Linked DNA regions of Homo sapiens: region 1 is linked to region 2. A link is an interaction called in ENCODE POLR2A ChIA-PET data of the cell type or tissue named here. Cell type or tissue: MCF 10A. All regions are shown on one strand. Links, peaks and the distances in the headings refer to the core of each region. The heading gives the core; the rest is flanking DNA.

Region 1 (5,380 bases), core at 250-5,249, 72 kb before region 2:
AGGAATGTCAGTGTCTGTAACTCTTCAGTGGCTACCAACCCAACTACAGTGTGCCCCAATGAACTTTTCCAGTGCCATGTGATCCCAGAATTAAACAGCTAATGAAATTCTCTGCTCAAGTGGCACATGCCTACACGGCTCCAAAACATTAAAACTTGGAGGTTTTTTCAAAATTAAAATGACTAAATAAAGTTTATTGCATTGTCATTCCAGTAAGTCATACTCAAGATTCTGATCCTGGCCGGGCGCGGTGGCTCACGCCCGTAATCCCAATACTTTGGGGGGCTGAGGCGGGTGGATCACGAGGTCAGGAGTTCAAGACCAGCCTGGCCAAGACAGTGAAACCCCGTCTCTACTAAAAATACAAAAATCAGCCAGGCATGGTGGTGGGCACCTTAATCTCAGCTACTCGGGAGGCTGAGGCAGAGAATTGCTTGAACCCAGGAGGCGGAGGTTGCAGTGAGCCGAGATTGCACCACTGCACTCCAGCCTGGGTGACAGAGTGAGACTCCATCTCAAAAACAGAAAAAAAAGATTCTGATCCTAACACAGGGATCTCATTTTGAAAAGGAAAAATTTAGGAGTAGATAGAACATGTCTCAGAGGACAACTTTGAAACTTTCAGAGGACAGATGTCAATGTGAGAAAGGGTACTCCAATGAAATCTGGTGCCATTGCTAGTGCCATTTTCTTAGATGATGAAACGGAGACAATAATTCAGTGACAAAGACTGTTTTTGTTCCAGGTGGTGTTCTATTGAAATTGAGGCTATGCTGTGTATAGGACCACTTCTTAACACAGAATTGACATAGAAAGCTGGTGAAGCAAACCTAAATTCAGGCTTAGCAGCCGCAGTAATTCTGACATGTGCTCATACAGGAGTGGAGGTAGCATGAAATATTTACAGTGAGCCTGGCGGGGACTAGTGTATACAGAGGTTAAGTTCAGCAAAATGTAGGGGGTGGGGAAAGCCTGAAGTGGTGAAAACGTGTACCTAGTTGTCCCTGTGAGAGAGGCAAAGTTTTGGAGTTGAATTCCTATTTCTTTTAGAAGCTGTAGGGGGTCTTCATTGGATACCGTTACTTTCTAAACAGAGTATGTTGGGTGTTTCCAGAACTGTGCAATGCTGCAAAGGAATACTGGGACCAGATGCCACCTACCCTCCTGATGCCTACTTTCCAATTGGAGAAGCATCCCTCACTTGAAATCCCCACGTTATTAGATTGCCGCTGTGACATCCAGGCAAAAAAATGATGAGCCCGTGGCATCTACACTTGGCCCTTCCTATCAGATTCAGCCTCGTGGCCCCCAGATTCTGCTCATTCCTCAGTTAACCAGTTATGGACCTTCTGTGCTAGGGGCTGTTCTCCACAGAGACAGCAAACCCTGAGGCCAGGAGTCTCCTCTATTCCTTGCTACTTGTCCTCTGGGCTCTTGACTGAAAGAACCATCTTTGTCTTGCGTCCAGACATTTCAGCCTAGAAGCAGGCAAACTCTCCAGGAAAGCCCTGCTGTGTCCCCAGGAGAAGGGCATTTCTGGGTTTGGGAGAAAACACCCTGAAGGCGGGCAAGCTTACCATTTGCTCTATATACAGGCCAGAGAGTTTCAAAGACCCAGGGCCCAGGATGTGAGAGAAGGGAATTCTGATTTGTGTGTATGTGTTAATTTTTTTTTCAAACACTTAACTCTTCGTAGAGACAAATATTACTCTTTTCAGGTCTGTTTTTGAAAAACAGATGAAAGGACCAGTAGTATGTAGACAGGTTAATATCCACTTGGCCTTTCTATCTGAGCCCAGTCTTGATTTCATTCTGTCCATGGGGAAAAACTTCCTTTTTACAGTGTACCTACAGAGCGGAGCTTTGTTCCGAAATCTTTTATTGGGAGCCTTTTGTTTTTAAGAATTTATTGGAGATTGGCTTGGCAGGGACTCCAAGTGTCAGCTTATATGTGTGTTGGGGGGACAGTGGGAGAGAGAATGTTGGATAGGGGCCCCATATGTGTTCCTGATGATTGTAGGTGCTCATAAAGTCTAAAGACTGAATCTGTAGAGGGTAAACAACTGTTTTTTGTTTGTTTTGTTTTGTTTTTAACGCTGGAATTTATTTTTCCATCTTGTTTTTTCTCCCAGACATTTTCTAGCTGCAGAACACTGTGTTTACAAAATAAAAAGCCTTCATCATTAGTCCATCCTGGAAGAAGGCATTGGTGTCTGTGTTGGTGGCTTTGGTTGCCCTGCCCGGAGCAGGCTCATCTCCCTCGGTGTCATTCAGAGACAGTTGGCTGTATCCAAGGGTTGCCTTCCCTACTTCAGTTGCATTGCGTAGAGCAGGCTCAACCCCTCCAGGGGAGGGTGCCCTTGCGTACCCACAGTCAGGTGTAGAGGCCTGGTTCTACTCCCACTGGGTCCCCGATTGCCCTTGAGCAAGGGTTGAATGACAGTGCCTGTTCATCTTTTTGTTGCCTCATACCCGGAGCGCTGGCTGTCCCAGCCCAGCAAGTGAGGCCAGGTGAGTTAGGTGTGGTGTTCTTATGCCTTCTGGCACCTTCTGATGTCCCAATTCAGGTGCATCTATTTTTAGATTGGGCTTGCCCTGGCTCGAGTGTCACTTTTGCAAGACTGTGACGTTGCACGTGTTCAGCTGTTTTCTTCATGGATCCCTGGGTGTTCCTGATTCTCTTTGGAGGCCTTGTGCTCTGCATAGAGCCAGTACAAAACCTCCTTGCATAGCTGTTCCTGGGCAAGGGCATTTCATCTAGCTAGAGGTAAAAATTAGTGTCCAGATGCCTGGGGAAGGGAGGGGGCTTACAGGCTTGATGGGACAGTTCACTTGAGTGAGTGTGAGCCTCCTACCAGCATCCTTCTGGTTTTAGTGAGAGCCCTGTGCTAACTGTCATCATGACAGGCCCAGTTTGTGTGAAACTGTTTATAAACTCCATAAAACCATGTGCAAATGTGGGGAACTTAGGCTGGCATGAGTGGAAGGAGGTTGATGAGGGACAGGCACTACCTCTTAAACAAGGGTGGGGACACAGTATCTTGCCACACAAGATGGAGGAAACCAGATGGAGCTGGCAAGGAAAACAGGGTGAGCCAGTTGAAGTGTTTAGTGGCCACATTCAGGAGTTTGCACTGGATCCAGAAAACCCTTGGGAGCCACAGGATTGGGACGATTATTGCATCTGACACTTGTCAGAGAATATTGTAAACTTGTGGCCAAGGAGAGTTAAGAAGGAAATAAAAAGTGAGATCTGGATGGGTGCAGTGGCTCACGTCTATAATCCCAGCACTTTGGGAGGCCAAGGTGGGAGGATTGCTTGAGGCCAGCCTGGGCAACATGGCAAAACCCTGTTGCTACAAAAAATACAGAACTTACCCTGCCATGGGTGCCTGCAGTCCCAGCTACTGAGGAGGCTGAGGCAGGAGCATCACTTGAGCCCAGGAGGTTGAGGCTGCAGTGAGCCATGTTCACACCACTGCACTCCAGCTTGGGTGACAGAGTGAGACCCTTTCTCAAAAATAAACATTAAATATCCCTTTCCATTGAAGGATGTATAGAAATAAAGAAATTCTGGAAGGATTTCCCAAGAGCTCAGAGTAGAGGTGCCTGTGAGACTTGTATTAGTCTGTTCTCACACTACTCTAAAGACATACCTGAAGCTGGGTAATTTATAAAGAAAAGAGGTTTAATTGGCCCACAGTTCTGCAGGCTGTACAGGCTTCTGGTTTTTTTATTTTTATTTTTTAGAGACAGAGTCTTCGCTCTGTCGCCCAGGCTGGAGTGCAATGGCGCGATCTCGGCTCACTGCAGCCTCTGCCTCCCAGGTTCAATCAATTCTGTCTCAGCCTCCTGAGTAGATGGGACTACAGGCGTGTGCCCCTACACCCAGCTAATTTTGTATTTTTAGTAGAGATGGAGTTTCACCAAGTTGGCCAGGCTGGTCTCAAACTCGTGACCTCAGGTGAGCCACCGTGCCCGGCCAGGCTTCTGCTTCTGGGGAGGCCTCAGGACACTTACAGTCATGGCAGAAGGTGAAGGGGAAGCAGGCACATCTTAAATGGCCGGAACAGGAGCCAGAGAGCAAGGGGAGAGGTGCCTCACACTTTTAAACAACCAGATTTCATGAGAACTCACTATCATGAGAAGAGCAAGGGGGAGATCCACCCCCATGATCCTGTCACCTCCCACCAGGTCCCTCCTCCAACAATGGGGATTAAAATTTACATAAGATTTGGGCGGGGACACAAATCCAAACCATATCAAGACTGAAGAGGAGTCCCTTGGGGAAAGGAAAGGCACTGAGCTGGGTGAAAGGTCACTGGCATGTTCCATTGGAAATGTCAATTCCTTACATATGACACAGAACCAACTAGGGTGAACAGAGTTCCTGGGATTGAAAAGTGAAGATAGAGAAAGAACCATCTGGAAATCATTCATGGGCATCATTTTGGGCATTTCAGAATTCTCCTTTGAGGTTTATTATAGTCAGCAAATGGAAAGGACAGAAAAAGACACCTGGTGTTCTGACTGTCTCAGGGATAACCTTTCTTTTTAAGTAGTATGGTTAATCATGCTAGTTTAAGCTTCTCTTTTGATTTTTAGGGTAGCCTTAATCATTACAATTCTTTTATCTTCCATTAGACTTGGCTCATCCCTAGCCAGGAAATAATTTGGAAAATAAAAAAGATGAAGGTTACAGTGCTCCTGAGGAGGGAAGTGCAGTTCCCTCCTGAGTGGACCCCCAAGATCTCATTGATGGCACCGGCACTTAGCCAGCAAGATGACCAGGAGGCTTTTCTGTGCTACTCCAAGAGTGGGTGTTTTGTGTAGCTTTTCCAGGGGAATCCTGGGTGGCATGTGGTTCCTGGCTTCCTGCTCTTGTCAAGTAACTAGTGGCCTGATTGGAGCTGGCAGCCCCTTTGGGAACCGCTGAGTGCTGACTTCTGAGTCTTTCACCACGGCTGTGCACTGAGCTCTCTGTTTTCATTTCCCACTTTCCCCTTTGTCACTTTCAATTACACCAGGACAAGCTATGTATAATTTGGTTAGTGATGTAAATAAGCCAAAACAGCAGAAAGATTGAAATGTGAAGAAACTGGTGGAGGAGTGAGTAGGTTTTACTGGAGAGTCGCTGTAACCACAGCTTGACAAATGCCCACTGTGGCCGGCACTGAGATGATCTAAAGCACTGTCTCTTGATTTTAGCAAAACCTCTGCAGCTACATTGCACATTTTCATATGAGGAAACTGAGGCATTGAAAGATTCAGTTATTATTCATATGGCTAGTGAGCAGGAATGCTAAGTTTAGCCCCATAGTTGTTTAACTGAAGCTCATTGTCTTGTCTTTTTTTTTTTTTTGAGACGGAGTCTCGCCTA
Region 2 (5,380 bases), core at 95-5,094:
TGGTAAATCAGAATGGACCACACATTTTCTCAGCCTCGAATATTTTAGCACCCTTTTCAACCATAAAATTATCTTTATTAGGTGCATTTGCCCAGGATTGATAGGGTTGGCAAAAAGTAGATTTTCACAGCTTTCCCCCACATTCTGATGGCACCAAAATTGGAACCAATAGACCTTCATACAAGATTGTTTAAGTTCTTGGGATTTTTATTTTTAGTCCAGGACAGAGATCAAGGTCTTGCTAAAATGGAATTTCGAGAAAAACAGAAAATGCCTATTTACCTCTTAAGCCTTTGCGGGGGGCGGGGGGGAATTTCATTCCATTTGAATAATGGGAGATTAAACATGTCAGTATTTTTCCATTTCTGTCTTTATAATGATTTAATATAGCTGCAAAAACTTAATAAATGACAAAAGAGCTCATAATCATTCAGAACATTTTTGTTTGTCAGGTACTTCTTTTTCATAGACTGTTACTTGTTCTAAGACAATGTTACATTAAAATAAACCCTCAGTCTTTCCTTTTCCATCCAGTTCCCTCTTAACAGAGCAACAGGAAATATATTTTCTTTAAACAAATTTTTCTTTTTAAAAAATGGTATTTTCTATAAAACATTAACTCACAATAATACATATATAAGCAGATGACTATTTAAAAAGACAAAGTTGGGTTTGTCCTCTAAAACAATCTCCTAGGACATAGACAAACTATTTTAGGCATGAGTTCAAAGTTCCTCATTATCTTCTTAGCAAAGATCTTTACTACTCTGAGAGTTTTTGCGAGTCTGCTTATATAGAATGTAATGTATTTTTGTAATGCTACATGTTGAAAATGAATACAACCAAATGTAGTCACATAGCAAAAAAAGAACCCTACCACTTGCCAAGCAGACAAGTTTATTCATGACTGGCATGGGTATGTCTATGGGTACATTTGTGGTCTTTCCCTAGGAATCGTAATCTACCCTGTACACTACCAGACCCTTTTCCTATGCCTCCTCTGTAAGTGGTTCAGCAGAGACCTCATGCAGGCTTCCTGGATCTGCATCTGCAGAAACGAGTAGAAAACTCAGAAGGAGCATCACACTCAGAACATCTCCCTGATGAGCCCTCACGTTTGCATCAGAGGCAGCCTGAGGATGGTCCTTTTCCAGGAAGCCCCCTTGGTCACTGGGTGAACTCACATTGTCCTACATGGTAACATCTCCCAAGTCTGTGTCTGAGCCCTCAGCTCTCTCCTGAGCCCCTGAGTTTTGTGCCAACTGCCTGCAGGATGTCTCCATCTTGGATATATTTCACATCATGCCTAAAACTCAGCACATCATTTTCCCATACCGCTGAACCCACTCCAGTGCTCCAGGTCTCCCCATCCCCAAAGTTTGCCCAAGCTGGAAGTTTGATGAGATTCATTGGGGGTGACCAACCATCCTGGTTTGTCCAGAACTTCCCCTGGTTTCTCACTGAAAATCCTGGGAAACCCTCCGTCCTAGGGAGAGTGGGACAGCTGGTCATCTTGGAGTCACCTGAAGCACTGCCCACTGCCTTCTGCCATGTCTGGTCAATCACCAAGTCCCCTCAACTGTAGCTCCTTTTGAAATCCTGCAGCTCAACCTGCCTCTCTCTTTACTCCCATAACTTCAGGTCAGGGCTAGGCTGCTTTCATTTTGCCCCCTGGGCTGTCACAGTACTCCCCTACCCGGGACATCGCCCCACTCCTATCCCATTCATCCACTGTCCCAACTGCCACCAGAGGGACCTTTCTAAACAGCACATCTCATTACTCACACACATACACATAGGTGCACAACATACATGTGCATGCACACACACGCACACTGTAGCTGAAACCCGTTTGGTGGGTCCACTTTGCCTTCGTGGTTGTTACCAAACACATTGGGATGTCATTTGAGGCCCTTTATTATCTGATTCCTGGTTAACTGTCTGCCTCCATCTCTCACTGCTTTCTTTTTTTCTTTTTTACCTTTACCAGTTTATTATATAATAAAGAATACAGATGAAGAATTACATAAGGCGAGGTCCAGAGGGTTCCCAGCACAGGAGCTTCTGTCCTTGTGGAGATGGGGGTGGGGGGGGTGCATCACCCTCCTGGCATGTGGATGTATTCACCCTCCTGGCATGTGGATGTATTCACCATCCTGGAAGCTCTCCAAACCTCATACTCTAGGGATTTGTATGAAGGCTTCATCCTGAAGGCATGATCATTTGTTAACTCAAAATCCAGCATTTCTCCCCTGACTCCAGAAGATGGGGGTAGGGCAGAAAGTTGCAAGCTTCTCATGGCCTGTCCTTTCTGGTAACTAACCCCCGTCTGGAAGCTATCCCTGATATCCAGTTTCTTATTCCCTGATTTGGAGTGAATTCACTGCAAGCTTTTTCAAAGACCATACTTAGTGTCACCTCTGAGCCTTTGCGAGTGCTCCGCTCACTACCTGGTTTCTTCTCCCCTCTCCCACGTCGCTTAGCTTCTACCTTTCCTAGGGGACCAAGCCTCAAGACACCCTCCTGTAGGAGGTCTCTGTGACATTCCTGCCGCCTGCTCTGTCATTAGCCATCTCCTCTTCGGTCTCCTGCGGTACCCTCTGCTGGTCTTCATTCATGCCCGAGCCCGACGTATTCCAATTACCATTTGGCTCATCGTGTCCCCAGTAGACTTTAAGAGCAAAGCCTTTGATTTTTTAAAAATGTTTTATATATTTGGGGGATGGAGGTGCAGATTTCTTCAACACATATATTACGTAGTGATGAAGTTCAGGCTTTAACGTGCCCATCACCTGAATAGTGAACATTTTTCTTGATAGATAATTTTTTAGCTCTCACCCTGCTTCCCCGTTTTCCAGTCTCCAGTGTCTGTTATTCCACTCTGCACGGACAGCCATTGTTCACCTCCCACTTATGAGTGAGAACATGGAGTATTTGACTTTGTGTCCTGAGTTATTTCACTGAAGGTAATGGCCTTTGGTTCCATCCATGTTGCTGCAAAAGACATGATTTAATTCTGTTTTATGGCTGAGGAGTATTCTGTGGTATATACCACATTTTCTTTTCTTTTTTTTTTTTTTTTTTTGAGACGAAGTCTCACTCCGTCACCCAGGCTGGAGTGCAGTGGCGCGATCTTGGCTCGCTGCAGCCTCTGCCTCCTGGGTTCAAGCAATTCTCCTGCCTCAGCCTCCCAAATAGCTGGGACTATAGGCACACGCCACCATGTCCAGCTAATTTTTTGTATTTTTAGTAGAGAGGGGGTTTTACCATGTTGGCCAGGCTGGCCTCGAGCTCCTGACCTCTAGTGATCTGCCTGCCTCGGCCTCCCAAAGTGCCGGGATTACAGGCATGAGCCACCACACCTGGCCTGGTGTATACCACATTTTCTTTATCCAGTCAGCCATTGATAGACACTTAGGTTGATTCTGTATCTTTGCTATTGTGAATAGTGCAGGGCGGGGCCTTCTTTGTCTTTGTTTCCCGTCTTAGCTCAGTGCCTTGTAGGTATTTATTAATCAAGGCCCCAAGAATACTAGTCCTGGGAGATGGGACCCTGAAGTTCCTGCCTCAGTTCTGCCATCCCCAGCACTGTGGCCTTCAGGTTGCTGCGGCCTTTCTCTGGCCTTCTGTTTTCTCACCTATAAACTGAGCATTTTGGTCTGATGACTAAGGGACTTCCAGCTCTGACATTATGCTCACCCATTTCTTACTGATCATTCTGAATAAGAAGGGGTAAGCAAACGGTTTCAGAAAAGGTTTGCAACTAGCGCCGGAGTATTTACGGCAGCAAGATTCTGGTTGGATTGTGTCTTCTCACATATGGGGCAAAGTTGCTGTTATAAAGTTTTATTTTTGGTTCCAGCAGTAATGAGGTCATTTAAATGCTGTGAGACAGCTCCCTTTAATGTACCGCTCCTGTTTTGGTAAATAAATCCCTTCGTTGGCTTCAGTGAAGGGATACATGTGTGAACTCACGCAGTAATTGGCAGTTTACAGGAAAGGGTAACACTCCAACAACATTAGTGCAGAAGTCCATAGCATCCAGTTTTTCAGGGTTTGGCTTTTTCTCAATAGGCTGACAAAGTCTTGTTGCCCTTTAAGCTAATGTAAAAGAAAACAAATGCCCAAACCATCTGTCTAGACAGGGTCTGTTGCAGAACTCGGTCTCTCCAACTGGACCAGGGTTCACACAATGAACACTGGCAAACAGACAGATCTCCCATCTGTGTGAGCTTCTTAACCTCAGTCGCAAGGACCATCATGGAACTGTAAGATTAGCGGATAAACATTCTATATTTGTTCATTCAGTGCTATTTATGGGATATTATAATGTGGTAGACACTGTTCTAATTGCTAGAGAACTAGTTGGTAAACAAGACAGACAAGGTTCTTATCTCACAGCATTTATAGCATACCACAAACAATAAATAAGCAAATCCACAAATCACAGTGTCAGAAGCTGATGAGTCAATGAAATAAAACAGGGTGAAGTGAAAGCTGGCCGGGCAGTGTCATGGGCAGGGGGCTGGTTGATGTTGGGTGTCAGAGCAGGAAGATCTCAGTAAAGAGGCGATGTTTGAGCTGAGGATTGAGTGTCAGAAAAGGGCAGCCCTGCATAATCCGGGGCAGAATGTTCCCAGGGAAGAACCAGCAAAGCATCTGCCCTCAGGCAGGAATGACAGAGTGTTCCATGAGAAAGACACTGGGCACCAGGAGATGATTCAGGAGGTGTGGGCAGGGCTGGTTACAGAGGTTCGCATATGCCACCTTGGAGTTTGAACCTTATTCTCGGTCCTGTGGGAAGTTGTTGGAGGGCTTATGCTGAGTGCATCACAGCCTATGTTTTTTAAACCTTCCCCTTGGATGTTTGATGGAGGATAATGGATTGTAGGAGGTGAAATTTAAAAGGGAGACCAAACTGGAGGCTATTGTGGTCACCCAAGCTAAAGATGCTGGTCACTTTGACGGGGGAGGTTAGGGAGAGGAGAAGGCCAAAGTCGGTGGATCTGGCATCTATTTCGGAAGTAGACTCTACAGATGGTGCTCGTGGTTCAGATGTGGGAGATTAAACAGAAGGAATCAAAGATACTTCACGGACTTTTGGCTTGTGGATCATCTTTAGCCTGAGTAGAGGATAATGCTGTTTGCATTGAGATGGGAAAGCCAGGAGTAAGAGAGGAAAAAAGTCCAGTTTTGATTGTACTAAGGTGTATATCAGATACCCAAGTGGAATTGTTAAGGAGGCAGTTGGAAATATCCTTAATATCGTTATATTTAAGTTGGCCTGTTAGATTTTGGCCAGTACAAGTTTTAGCCTAGTAAATATCAGACACTGATTTATTTTTTACTGAACGTTGCTGTAGGCAAATACCTTTAAAAC

Evidence for each region. ChIA-PET counts read pairs that join two places held together with the same protein. Peaks named below come from ENCODE experiments on the same cell type or tissue, not always from the same donor. Only the 100,000 strongest peaks of a DNase experiment are listed, where the experiment ranks them.
Region 1: POLR2A ChIA-PET joins it to region 2 with 5 read pairs; 2 of 35 experiments call an interaction of 5 or more read pairs at or near these places.

The regions. Positions count from the first base shown.
Region 1 is chr5:31,914,011-31,919,390 of GRCh38, forward strand. All of the region lies in intron 2 of PDZD2 (PDZ domain containing 2), which reads left to right. Among named protein-coding and RNA genes, the nearest start is that of MIR4279, 19 kb to the right of the region's middle. In MCF 10A, for the core only: no CTCF peak of the experiment used is centred there; a DNase peak (open chromatin) is centred at 2,561.
Region 2 is chr5:31,986,356-31,991,735 of GRCh38, forward strand. The region is part of intron 3 of PDZD2 (PDZ domain containing 2); the gene reads left to right. Among named protein-coding and RNA genes, the nearest start is that of MIR4279, 53 kb to the left of the region's middle. In MCF 10A, for the core only: no CTCF peak of the experiment used is centred there; DNase peaks (open chromatin) are centred at 2,166 and 4,676.